3 separate regions of the Homo sapiens genome follow, and regions 2 and 3 are each linked to region 1. The links are chromatin contacts, found by Hi-C or POLR2A ChIA-PET in ENCODE. All regions are on one chromosome and are shown on one strand. The core of a region is the stretch at or near the end of the contact, and the rest is flanking DNA. Distances in the headings are between cores, read along the strand shown.

Region 1 (4,174 bases), core at 1,617-4,116:
GGCCTGTTTTTGAGATGGAGTTTTGCTCTTGTCACCCAGGCTGGAGTGTGATGGCACGATCTCGGCTCACTGCAACCTCTGCCACCTGGGTTCAAGCAATTCTCCTGCCTCAGCCTTTTGAATAGCTGAACTACAGGCCCACACAATCACACCTGGCTAATTTTTTGTATTTTTAGTAGAGATGGGGTTTCCCCATGTTGACCAGGCTGGTCTTGAATCCCTAACCTCAGATGATCCTCCTGCCTCAACCTCCCAAAGCGCTGGGATTACAGGCGTGAACCACCGCACCCAGCCACTAATTATTACTTTCAAAATAGATTTCTTGCCGGGCGCGGTGGCTCACGCCACCTCACCTGAGGTCAGGAGTTTGAGACCAGCCTGGCCAACATGGTGAAACCCAGTCTCTATTAAAGATACAAAAAAATTAGCCAGGCGTGGTGGCACATGCCTGTAATCCCAGCTACTTGGGAGGCTGAGGCAGGAGAATTGCTTGAACCTGGAGGCAGAGACTGCAGTGAGCCAAGATAGTGCCACTACACTCCATCTTGGGCAACAGACCAAGACTCCATCTCAAAAAAAAAAAAAAAAAGCCGGGTACAGTGGCTCACGCCTGTAGTCCCAGCACTCTGGGAGGCCGAGGCAGGCAGATCACGAGGTCAGGAGATCAAGACCAGCCTGGCCAACATAGTGAAACCCCTTCTCTACTAAAATACAAAAAAATTAGCCGGGCGTGGTGGCAGGTGCCTGTAATCCCAGCTACTCTAGAGGCTGAGGAAGGAGAACGCTTGAACCCAGAAGGCGTAGGTTGCAGTGAGCTGAGATCGCACCGCTGCACTGCAGCCTGGGCGACAGTGCGAGACTCAGTCTCAAAAAAAAAAAAAAAAAGTAGAATAAATAAAAATTTAAAAATAAAATCCAGAATCAAAGAAAAATAAAGGATGGATAAATTGATCCCATAAATATCTAATGTTTTTGCATGGCTAAAAAACACTCTTGGCAAAGTCAAAAGTCAACAAATGGAAAAAATATTTGCAACTCATTTGACAAAGAGCTGATTTTCCTAATATATAGTGAGCACCTATGAATAAGAAAAATGGGTAAAGGATATACACAGACAGAAATAGGAAAATATATCTCAAACATATGAAGAAAGACTCATATCTCTGCAAAATATGATATTTGCAAATTAAACCACTTGGAGATAACATTTTTCACCTCTCAGATTGGCAAAGATCAAAAAGTTTGATAACACGGTGTTGATGAGGATATGAGGAAACAGCCACTTAAGGGGAATTGAGCAATAACTTATCAAAACTCTGACCCAAATATCCTATTTCTAGGAATAGATGATATATATAGAGAGAGAGAGAAAGAGAGAGAGAGAAATGCAAAGTTACTGCAGCAGTGTAATAACAAAAGGTTGGAACTTATTTCAATGTCCTTCACCAGGGCACTGGCTAAATAAATTACTGTGTATAAAATGGTATGAACCATAAAACTAGTCCTTTTATACTCTTAAGGAATGATTTTCAAAATATATTTTGTGTAGAACCATATGTATAGTATCCTACTATTTGTTTTATAAGGGTAAATTAACCTCCTAAAGGACATTTCAGAAACTGCCTCTGGGAAGAGAAACTAAGTGGCTGGTGGACAGCGAAGACTTTTCACTGTGTATCATTTGAACCTTGAGTTATCCTTTCAAAATATTCAAAAAACAAAAACAAGCAAAGAAACAAAACCCTTTATGGTTCTAGGTACATGGCGTTAGTGAGAAGGGAACCAATATTTATTGAGCTCTTACCATGTTTCAGACACTGTTCCAAGTACTTTCACATACACTACCCCATTTAGTGACCTGTGTAATCCTTGAGATGGGTATACATTATTCTAATTTTACAGGTTAGAAAATAGACTGGATAGGCCAGGCGCAGTGGCTCACGCCTGTAATCCCAGCACTTTGGGAGGCCAAGGCGGGCGGATCACCTGAGGTCTGGAGTTTGAGACCTGCCTGGCCAATATGGTGAAACTTCCTCTCTCCTAAAAATACAAAAATTAGCCGGGCGTGGGGGCGGGCGCCTGTAGTCCCAGCTACTCTGGAGGCTGAGGCAGGAGAATCGCTTGAACCCGGGAGGCGGAGGTTGCAGTGAGCTGAGGTCGCGCCACTGCACTCCAGCCTGGGCGACCGAGCGAAACTCGTCTCAAAAAAAAAAAAATAGGTTGGATTGTGGTCAAGTAATTTACTCGGCGTCATGCCTAGTCTAGCTCCAAAGCTCCAGCCTTCTCCGCTTCTCACACTGCTTCTATTTAAGCAGTGTCCTCTTAAAAATAATACTGGTCTCATTTATTGGGCACTTGATATGACAAAACTACTAAGTGCTTTATGTACGTATTCTCATATAATTCTCAAGACAACTCTGGAAGGTAGGAACTACTCTCCCCCTTTTACAGAAAAGATAAAGGAGGGTCCGAGACATCGCGCGTAACAAGCCCAAGGTCACGGGTACACAATCGTTTGGAAGCTAGGTTTGATTCCAAAGCTCCAGCTCCGAAATCCAAACCACACCCGGTTCAAAGGACAAAAGCACAAACGCTCGCTCGCTGGGCTCTAGGAGGTGCGGACACTTCCGGGGGAGGGGCGAAGCCAGCTGGCTGCGGAAGGCGGTGCAGGAACCCCTTTGGCGAGCTCGCGCGAGGACGTGCCGCAGCGCCGCCTGTCGATCACCTTGCCCCGCCGCACGTCGGCGCGCCCCCGGGCAAGCTCCTCCCCCAGTCCTGGCCGAGCGGGAAGCGAACGCGCGCTCTCTCCGGTTACCTTCCGCCTCGGGGAAGGGCGGGGGAAGTGGAAGCGCGCGCTCGCGAGCTGCGTGCTCGCGTACGTCGCCGGGGTTCGGCTGCGTCCGTCCCGCCGCCCGCCCGTTGCCGCCGCCGCCGCTGCCGCCGTGCTCTCGCTTTGCCCGCCGCCGCCTAAGGGGGGCTGGGGCCGGGGCCAGCCATCACTGCCGTTGCCGGGATGCCGCGGGTGTACATCGGCCGCCTGAGCTACCAGGCCCGGGAGCGCGATGTGGAGCGCTTCTTTAAGGGCTACGGGAAGATCCTGGAGGTGGATCTGAAGAACGGGTGAGGAGGGCGAAAGAGGGTCCGGCCGGGCGGGGACAGACCCCATAGGTGGTGGGGAGGCCGCGGGGACGGGAGAGGGACGCCTGGTCCGCGCGGAGCGGCTACCGGCCTGGCCAGGCTCCGCCATAGTGGCGGCGCCTCGGGGGCGCGGGTAGGCCCCGGTTCCCACTGCGCCTGCGCGGGTGGGGGTGGTGGAGGCATAATGGGAGCTGTGCTGAGGCCCTGAGTGGGACGGGGAGAAGGAAAGCCCGAGTGGGGCTGGTGCTCCGGGCAGGGGGGCACAGCTCCAGGGCGCCCGGGAGACCTGGGTTTTCCCTTCCTAGGCCCGGAACTGGGGCCCTATTCGTTTCTGGGTAGACACCAACCTTTCCCGCTCTGAGGACTACTGGAAATAAACAGGATTTCCTGCTCCCTTTCACCTCTTGCCCGGTCTCATGGATCAGACGGTCACAGCGCCGTCTTCCCCGAGGACTGGAGCCTTGGAGGGAGGCCCTTTTTAGCCGTGTGCCACGCTTTTTTGGGCGGGAGACTCCAGTTTGAGTAGTCTAGTGACAGTTTCGAAAGTATCGTCTTGCCGTGCTGAAAGCCTTCACCGTTCCCTCTGCAAGAGTAAATTAAAGTCTTAACTTCTTATCTTTAAGACTCCGTGCAGAGTTTCCACGCTGTGGTTTCCGTTTTCCAACTTACCGAAAAATTGCTTGGCCGTTGTAGAATTTGTTAGGAGAATAGTGGCCACCCTGGCTAGTATCTGCGTCTGGTTAACGCAGACGGAGACGAAATTGTTAACTTACTGCCTCCCCCAGAGTATGATCTATTACTTGTATTCTTAATCTACTTCGGCAAAAATAGTGCCAGCATGAGCTACAGGTTTTAGGGAAAACTGTTGAGGAATCAGGCCTGGAGAAAATACTCAACGGGGAAAACTGGGAACCAGATGTTAGGTAGGGCTTGGAAGGCATGGATATAAAATTAAAAGGACTGGGGTGACATTTTAGGGCACTAAACCTTGGGTGTTAGAGAACTCTTGGCTTAAAAAAGAAACTCTACTTTGCAA
Region 2 (4,107 bases), core at 71-2,570, 1.1 Mb after region 1:
TTTGTAGAGACAGGGTCTAATTTTGTTGCCCAGGTGATCTCCAACTCCGGGGCTCAAGCAACCGGTCGACCTCGGCGTCCCAAAGTGCTAGGATTTCAGGCATGAGCCACTGTGCCTGGCCTTGATTATTTTAAAGAGGGCCCCCAAATTGAATAAACGTCAAGTCTCCACAAAGCCTGAATTCAACCTTGCTTCTAGCCCATACTTGGGTTGTAATTTAAAATTAACGAAACATTTAAGAATTTTGCTTCCGAAAACAGTGTGCACGAAGTGAATTGTAAGCCTAATATAATATTAAGAATAAACTAAATTTGGGGATAAAAAGATCACCTTGGGGCTCACGCCTGTAATCCCAGCACTTTGGGAGGCCAAGGGATCAACCGAGCTCCAGAGTTGGAGACCAGCCTGGGCAACATGGCGAAACCCCGTCTCTACCGAAAAATACAAAAATTAGCCGGGCGTGGTGGTGCGCGCCGGTAGTCTTAGCTACTCGGGAGGCTGAGGTGGGAGGATCACTTGAACCCAGGAGGCGGGGGTTGCAGTGAGCCGAGATCGCGCCACTGCACTCCAGCCTGGGCGACAGAGCAAGACTCTGTCTCAAAAAAAGAAAAAAAAAAAGGGATGGGCGCGGTGGCTCACGCCTGTAATCTCAGCACTTTGGGAGGCCCAGGCGGGCGGATCACCTGAGGTCGGGAGTTCAAGACCAGCCTGACCAACATGGAGAAACCCCGTCTCTACTAAAACTACAAAATTAGCCGGGCGTGGTGGCACATGCCTGTAATCCCAGCTACTCGAAAGGCTGAGGCAGGAGGATCGCTTGAACCCGGGAGGCGGAGGTTGCAGTGAGCCGAGATCGCGCCATTGCACTCCAGCCTGGGCAACAAGAGCGAAACTCCGTCTCAAAAAAAAAAAAAAAAAAAGATCACCTTGGGCTAGCCTCCCAAATGTCTTCCAAAACTTCCCACTCATTCTCCTTCCCAGTTTTTCTAAATCTACCAAATGCACCCAACACTTCTTACGTTCCTTTTAGCCAGGTAGGGATTACGCGCATTTTTAAAGACCTCCTTAAAAGTGAAGGCTGTAGTACCGTCAGGACTGCCTAGCGCTCACCCAGAAGCTGCTTGTCTCCGAGGCACTAAGAGGGGCGTGGCCATGGGCGTGGCTCGCCGGGCCGGCGGAGTGGGCGGAGCCTAAAAGCTTCCCCGCCCGGTCAGACTCAACACATGCGCCCAGAGGTTTCTAGTGGAACGAGGTGTGGATTGTGAGGTGACTCTGGCCGCTTACTTCCGGTTCCTAGCGATGCGCATCCGGGTCACGCTAACGCCGCGGTTTCCTCCGCTCGATTGGTTCTACTGTGGGTCTGGACTGATCTCCATGTCCTGTTGTGGGGCTTTTACAGCCTTTGGGTGAGTCTCAGCTGCCAACAGGGTCTGAGCGCAGCCGGGCGAGCACAGCGTGAAGGGGGATGGGTCTAGAGTTCTGCCTCGGTCCTTGTGGGTGGGAGTCTCTTCGCCTGTCCCTTGTCACTGCAGTGCTTCACTCACCTCAGCCCTTTCCTTCACGCTGGCCTCGCCTTATTCACCTCAGCTTAGCCTTCTCGCGCTTCCGTGCCTCTGTCGCCTCGCTGTTTTTCCTCAGCCTCATCAGTCCTTTTCCAACCTCGGTTTCTTGCCTTACGCCTCAGCGCTTCTCTCAGCCACTGCCTCTCCTTTTTTCTCCTCCTCCCTTCTTTTAGAACCTCTTTTCCCCTACCCCTGATCTGGGATCTCAGCGTTCTTTCACCTAGCGAGACGGCCCAGCTTCTCATTGTGCTCACTCTTCACCACGAGAAACTGAGCCTCTCCCTAGGGTCCTAGTTCCTTGTCCCCCAACTTTCTTCAGCTTTGATCCTTCCTCCTGGGACCAGTAGGTGACAGTGCTTCTCCTGGGGTTCTTCTGCCTGTCCTTAGCTAGAGGAGAGCTTTGCCAAAGCCCCGAAATGGGAAGACTTCCCCAGCCTGGGGGAAGTTTTGCCTTAAGGCGCCGGGTTAGACTGAACTCTGGTAGCTTCCATAGTTAGGGTACAACAAAGGCGTTCCTAGTTCTTCGCTTTACCTCAGTTTTGGGGCTCTCTCAAGAGCAGCTAACAGGTGGCAGGCACACGGTACTGCTAGCAGTTGGGCTGGCGCGATCTTGTTAATTGACAAGTCATGAAGAAGTTCTGTCAGTTTTGTGTTCCCATGAGAATGGATGTGCACAGCTGAGGCAAAAACGCCAATATTTTGGGACGTTCAGCTCTGTTTTCGGCATGGACGCTTCTTACAGGACACTTGTGATGATAGAGGACAGAATTTGTGGAGAGATCATTAGCCCCAGATTTATGAATTTATTGTGTTGTTTCCGAAAAGTGGTCTGCTGAAGAGTTCACTATAGTAATTTCAAAGTAATCTTTAAACTTAGTATGCACATATGCATTTTTTCATTTTTACTGTATTAAGTTTTCTATTTGTCTTCCTCTTCCTTCATTAGCCAGACTTTACTTAGAATTACATTACTTAGAAGTACATTACTTAGAATATTCTTCTAACTTTTGTATTTTTTTTTCCTTACCATTTCCACCTTTGTAGTAAAACTATCATTTTCTCATTTTGAGATTTAGGGCACCTTTCTTAAATTTCCCTAGAGGTTTAAAGTCATTTATAACATGAAGGAATTGCATTTAATAATGGTTAGTGCTCCCTTTCCCAAATTTTGTGATCTAGAGTATAGGCTTGGGTAATCTTTATTTTTTCCCGATGTTTATAGTGTATATCTAGCACTTGATTGCAGCGGTTTTTGTGTCATCAGTTTCTGTAATCTATAAATTGTGCTTTAAAATGTAGTACTTCAGTATGAACTTAAATACAGCTTTGAGCACCTGCTTATCTTTTGGCTAATTAGCTATAGAAAAATCTTCATTATATGATACATATACATATAAGAGTGTATAGTCCTTGGCTTATTCCAAAATTGGGCTCTCTTCAGCTGTTTTTAGCAAAGGACTTTGGAGCTTGGCCATGTTAGTCCTAGAAGCCACGGAGAAGGACCCTTCTGATTGGCTTTCAGGACTTATCTAACTGCTAAGTGAAGCCTCTTTGAAAGTTTCTTATGTGTACCTCCTCCCCACTACCTAGCTCTAGCTTCTGTCCAACCTGGCCTATTTTCCATCCTTCAAAACAAACCCCAATGTGTATGGCTTACTCCAGCTGCTTCCTTACCTTCAGGTTTGTGGGCTTCATTTAAGCCATGGGAATGCCAGCTTAATTAATGCAGATTAAGATAAGAACATTAAACCCCAAAAATGATGGGAAATCACTCTGTCTTCAAAACAATAGAAAATAATAAAATCTAGTTATAAAGATTATATACCATTGTCACTAGTAAGAAGTGGCACTCTTATTTACAAAACATAAAGAAATTAGGGTTTAGGTCTGGCATGGTGGTTCACACCTATAATCCCCAGCACTTTGGAAGGCCAAGGCCAGAGGATTGGCCAGGAGTTCGAGACCAACCTGGGCAACATAGACAAAATTAGCTTGGTGTAGTGGTGTGCGCCTGTAGTCCCAACTACTCAGGAGGTTGAGGTTGGAGGATTGCTTGAGCCCAAGATTTTGAGGTTACAGTGAGCTGTGATCACATCACTGCGCTCCACAAGGCAACAGAGTGAGACTCTCTTAAAAAAAAAAAAGAAATTACAACTTAAACAGTTAATTTCCAAGGTCATTTTTTTTTAAGTCAAGAAGTCCTATACATGCTCTCAAGAGTAGCGAGTGTTAATTCCATTAAAGCTGTAGGCTGGAAAGCACAATATAGTATTTAGTGGGTCATTTCAGTATATGTCATATATGAATGAGACTATTAGGATAAGAAATCTGTGACATGGATTTTAAAATCCAAAGCCGAAGTCATTTTGCCTTCAAAGAGTGACTAGAGAAAGAAACTGTTTTGTGCAGAAGTAGAAGTTGAAAAGTTTTAGGAGTCTTTTGTTCTTCTAAAATGACTTTGGCCTGTATATTCTGCATTGAAGCCATTAAATGAAATGAGCATCCTGTGTAGTCATTGGAGCAGTTGTGTTCCATGCTGCTGATC
Region 3 (4,367 bases), core at 1,111-3,610, 1.5 Mb after region 1:
AAATGTGACTAGAGCTAGCAAACTCTTATCAGGATTGTCACATTTCCAAAAGTATCTTCTTTGGGCTTATAAATTCTTCAATCTCTGTGTATGTACATATTGAAACATGAGGCTCATGTTTTACTGTTGTGGGATTGGTTTCTTCTTGACAAAAAGATTATAATCACAATATAAAATGATCAAGGGTCTTAAAAAGAACTTTAAAAATTTAAGCAGGCTGGGCGTGGTGGCTCACGCCTGTAATCCCAGCACTTTGTGAGGCTGAGGCGGGTGGATCACGAGGTCAGGAGTTCAAGACCAACCTGGCCAAGATGGTGAAACCCCGTCTACTAAAAATACAAAAAAACTAGCCGGACATGGTGGCAGGCACCTGTAATCTCAGCTACTTGGGAGGCTGAGGCATAAGAATCGCTTGAACCTGGGAGGGAAGGGTTGCAGTGAGCTGAGATCATACCACTTCATTCCAGCCTGGGTGACAGAGTGAGACTCCATCTCAAAAAAAAAAAAAAAAAAAAAAAAATTTAAGCAATCAATGGATAATAACTAGGAAACAATACATGTATTATATACCCTTCATTGTATATCTCACCCCACACATGAATTAACTCAAGATGGATCATAGACCTAAATATTTAGCAATTATAGTCTGTATATAATGTGATTGATTACAGATCTGTATTTTACAATGCAACTGATTATAGCATCTGTACATGAAATGCAATCAATTACAGATTTTAAGAGGAAAAAAGCCTATTAATATCTTTCATGGTCAACAAAACTCTACCTCTCCTGCTGGTACTCAGTCCTGCAGTAGGTGCACTTCACAACAGGGTGTGCAATCCGACATTCCTGAAATGAAATGAGGATATAATTTTAAAAGGCAGTCACAAATGGAAACAGCCTTCAGTAGGAAGCCGACCTGGGTACTATTTCTAGCATAGCTACTATGCTTGAGTGAGTCACTTAAACTTTCTGGGCCTTATTTTTCTCCTCTGTAATACTGGCATCACTTCCCTACTGTTGATGTGGGAGTTAAGTAAGAACTTATATGGATTATATGGAACTAGCCATAAATTGTAAAACAAACATATATATGAACAAGTCCCAGACTGGGAATCAGAAGCCCTGAATTCCAGGCCTGGTTCTTCTGCCACTGTGTGATTTTGCGGTTTACTTGTGAAATGAAAGTGCTGGATTAAAATTATTATTTATATATACATAACTTCCTTAAAATCATATATACATATTTTGAGGCCAAAAAGGGCACTCAAGCACTTGCATTCCCCCAGACCTGGTATATAAAAACTGGCAAATGGAAAGTCATGACCATCTGAGGCAAAAGTGACAATTATGAGTTATCCAAATCAGAGACACAAACTGGATTATTGGATAACCTCAACATTATTCTTCAGCCAGTTTGGTGACTTTTTAACTGTTGCCTCACAGCACCTCTAGTCACTTAAAAAGTAAAAGTGGGATAAAGCAACTTAAAAGAAAAAGAGAAGTTGGACCTTCAGGAGCAAAAACTGATCAGCAGCTAGTCAGGGAAGACCGAAGACCACCAACTGGATGCTGAGAAGTGATCCCTCGGATCTGTGAGCCTGACTGTGGGGCTTTTTTAAAACATAAAGCCTTGCTGCCTCCGATTCTGAGACTGGCCGAAAAGTGAGATGCTTAAAAAAAAAAAAAAAATCAAGCCTTGCTACCTCCGATTCTGAAACTGGTCGAAAAGTGCCCGTGAGGAGCCCGAGTTCGACACATTCCTCCAAGGCAGCACCCAACTTTGGAGTTCAGTCCCAGGAGGGGCAGGAGGTCCCCACCAGGGAGACCGCGGCGGCGGGGGAGGCAGCGCAAAGGGATCCCGAAGGCGACCAGTCAGGGCAAGCAGGGGACCCGCTGTCCCTCCCCCGACCTCACGGGGTCCGAGAACAATCCCCACGGTTGCTAAGCACCCGGACACGCCGGCCGCGGGAGCCTGGACCGGGTCCCGGCTCCCGCACGTGCCCCGCCGGCCCCCAGCGGGGTGGGTGCGGCTCCTCAGCCTGGCGGGCCTGCCACACCCTGCTCCGGGGACCCCGCCGGGCGTCCCCACAGAATCTGGAGCTCCGGGCCGCGCCTCCTGCGTCCCCAGTTCCCGGCCGCCGCCCCAGCCCGCGCACCTTGCACAGCTGCTGCCCCTGAGACAGCGCCTCGAAGGGGAAGCGCTGGTGGCACTTGGTGCAGGCGTAGAGCGCCGCCATGTCCGGCCCGGGCCGCGCTCACCGACCCGCCGGCCCGGCCCGCCGATTTATCTGACAGTCTGAGGCACAACCCGGCGGCGGCTGCAGGCTGCTGGCTGCGGCAGGCGGGCGGGCGCAGGCGGGTCGGGGCGGACCCGGGCGGGCTGGGGCGGGCACGGCGACTCTAGACGCCCGCTCACTGGTGGGCTTTGACGTCGATCAAGTGGGAAGGGGCGGAACACGGAGCTTTCGCCCACTCTGATTCGGTCTGGCCTGGAGTACGCCACTGTGACGCTCCAGGCCGCGATTATGTAAAGCGCAGTCACGCGGGGGCGCCACCTGGAGGGGACAGGCTCCCGGCCGGGACCTCGGAAGAGCTTAGGCTCCGCCCTACTTGCTCAGCGTTCCCGCCCTCGCTCCGCCTCTCCACGGCCTCAGGCGCATCTGCGCTTCTCGCGATACCTTCGGGGATTTGTGATGTTTTGGTTTCCATGGAGCTGCCCTCTGGGAGCACGAGGGGTACAATTGGAACGAAGGCGGCGCACAGTTAACTGGAACTCTGCAGCCGTCCAAGCCCAAAGAAGGTGGGGAGCTTGGGAAAGAAGTTCCTCATAATCGGAGCAGGAGGAGCCCGCCCAGCCTCGCTCAAAGGAGGAGACGAGACTCTGAGGGACAATTTAGAAGTGTGTCCTCAATTTAAGACACCTAAATAGGGAACTGTGGGGCTGTGGGCCTTAGGAGAGAAAAGGAGAGCCCCAGAGAGAGCACCCCTATGCTGCGGAAGAGGGACTAAAGAGATGGCAGTCCTTCCAGGAGGGATTGGACAGATATTCAGGCGTCCGGTGGCCTGCAGGCCCCCATCAGAGTGGGCTGCAATTGGCCCAGACCTGCTTCCTACTTTGTTTTCTCCGGTTTCACCCCCAGCTTCTCTCGCAAGCAACCACCTGGTGATTCCTGACGAGGCCTGACTTCCGGAAGGCAAGCCACGCCCTCCGGGCTCCCCTGCCTCTCTTTGGCTCCAGCTTGGCATGTATAGGAGCTGCCCAAGGAATGACAGACTTCTTGTTCTTGAGGTGTTGGCAAAGCTTCCTGCACTGCTGACCTATCCAAGTCCTGCCTTGTAGCTGCTCTTGGGCATAGGTTACTCTTGGCTCTGCCAACCACCCGTACAGGACTAATTGCAGTTTTACCTCAACGTGCGCTTTTTACAATTAAAAACTGACTTAATGGCTTCTATTTCCCTGCCTCAACAAAAAAAATTTACTCTCTCTGAACCCAAATCTGGCTGCTTCCTTGTAGGATCCCCCAAAGATGTGCATTAATCATTAGGATCAGAAAGCAAAGTTTCCAAATCACTGTTCCACAACTAACTACATGACCTTGGATCTATCACTGAACTTCTCACGGCCTCGTTTTTCTCAATTGTACAATGAGGTCATTGTGAGAATCAAAACCAGTACATGAGTCGGGGCGGGATGGCTCACAACTGTAATCCCAGCACTTTGGGAGGCTGAGGCCAGAGGATCACTTGAGCCTTGGGATTTAAGACCAGCCTGGGTCGGCCGGACGCGGTGGCTCACGCCTGTAATCCCAGCACTTTGGGAGGCCGAGGCGGGTGAATCACCCGAGGATCACCTGAGGTCAGGAGTTCCAGACCAGCCTGACCAACAAGGTCAAACCCTGTCTCTACTAAAATACAAAAATTACCCGGGCGTGGTGGCAGGCGCCTGTAGTCCCAGCTACTCGGGAGGCTGAGACAAGAGAATTGCTTGAACCTGGGAGGCAGAGGTTGCAGTGAGCCAAGATCATGCCACTGAATTCCAGCCTGGACTACGGGGCAAGACTCCGTCTCAAAAAAAAAAAAAAAAAGACCAGCCTGTGCAACACAGTGGGACCCCATTTCTACAAAAAAACTTTTTTAAAAATTAGCCGGGTGTGGTGGCACGAGCCTGTGGTTCCAGCTACTCAGGCGGCTGAGGCGGGAGGATCCCTTGAGCCTGGACAGTCGAGGCTGCCCTGAGCCATGATTATGCCACTGCACTCCAGCCTAGGTGACAGAGTGAGACCCTGTCTCAAAATATATATGCAAATACAAATAAAAACAGTACGTGGAGGAAAATGTGGGGAAATTGTTTAATGGGTAAGGGG

Evidence for each region. Hi-C counts contacts between places; a loop is a spot of excess contacts on that map. ChIA-PET counts read pairs that join two places held with the same protein, here RNA polymerase II (POLR2A). Pooled maps may share reads with other maps.
Region 2: a map of CD4-positive, alpha-beta T cell shows a loop between it and region 1 (4-fold over the local background). The contact joins the promoter of EYA3 here to the promoter of SRSF4 in region 1. A Hi-C loop is called at or near these places in 2 of 168 maps with a recorded cell type or tissue (CD4-positive, alpha-beta T cell and naive thymus-derived CD4-positive, alpha-beta T cell) and 10 of 50 pooled maps. POLR2A ChIA-PET finds 5 or more read pairs at or near these places in 1 of 52 experiments (T-cell).
Region 3: a loop to region 1 is called in a pooled map, with 7 times the contacts of the local background. The contact joins the promoter of FAM76A here to the promoter of SRSF4 in region 1. A Hi-C loop is called at or near these places in 6 of 50 pooled maps. POLR2A ChIA-PET finds 5 or more read pairs at or near these places in 2 of 52 experiments (CD4-positive, alpha-beta T cell and PC-9).

The regions. Positions count from the first base shown.
Region 1 is chr1:29,180,592-29,184,765 of GRCh38, reverse strand. It overlaps SRSF4 (serine and arginine rich splicing factor 4), which reads left to right and starts at 2,866. Exons shown (of 6, transcript NM_005626.5): 1 at 2,866-3,120. The coding sequence starts at 3,014. It also overlaps a transcript of MECR not described here. RefSeq lists enhancers at 1,538-2,175, 2,518-2,747, 2,176-2,813 and silencers at 2,818-3,027, 3,078-3,267.
Region 2 is chr1:28,085,823-28,089,929 of GRCh38, reverse strand. EYA3 (EYA transcriptional coactivator and phosphatase 3) reads left to right here and starts at 1,320. Exons shown (of 18, transcript NM_001990.4): 1 at 1,320-1,406. RefSeq lists enhancers at 1,381-1,450, 1,661-1,720.
Region 3 is chr1:27,723,954-27,728,320 of GRCh38, reverse strand. It overlaps FAM76A (family with sequence similarity 76 member A), which reads right to left and starts at 2,360. Exons shown (of 9, transcript NM_152660.3): 1 at 2,160-2,360; 2 at 785-849. The coding sequence starts at 2,240. RefSeq lists silencers at 1,836-2,535, 2,374-3,016.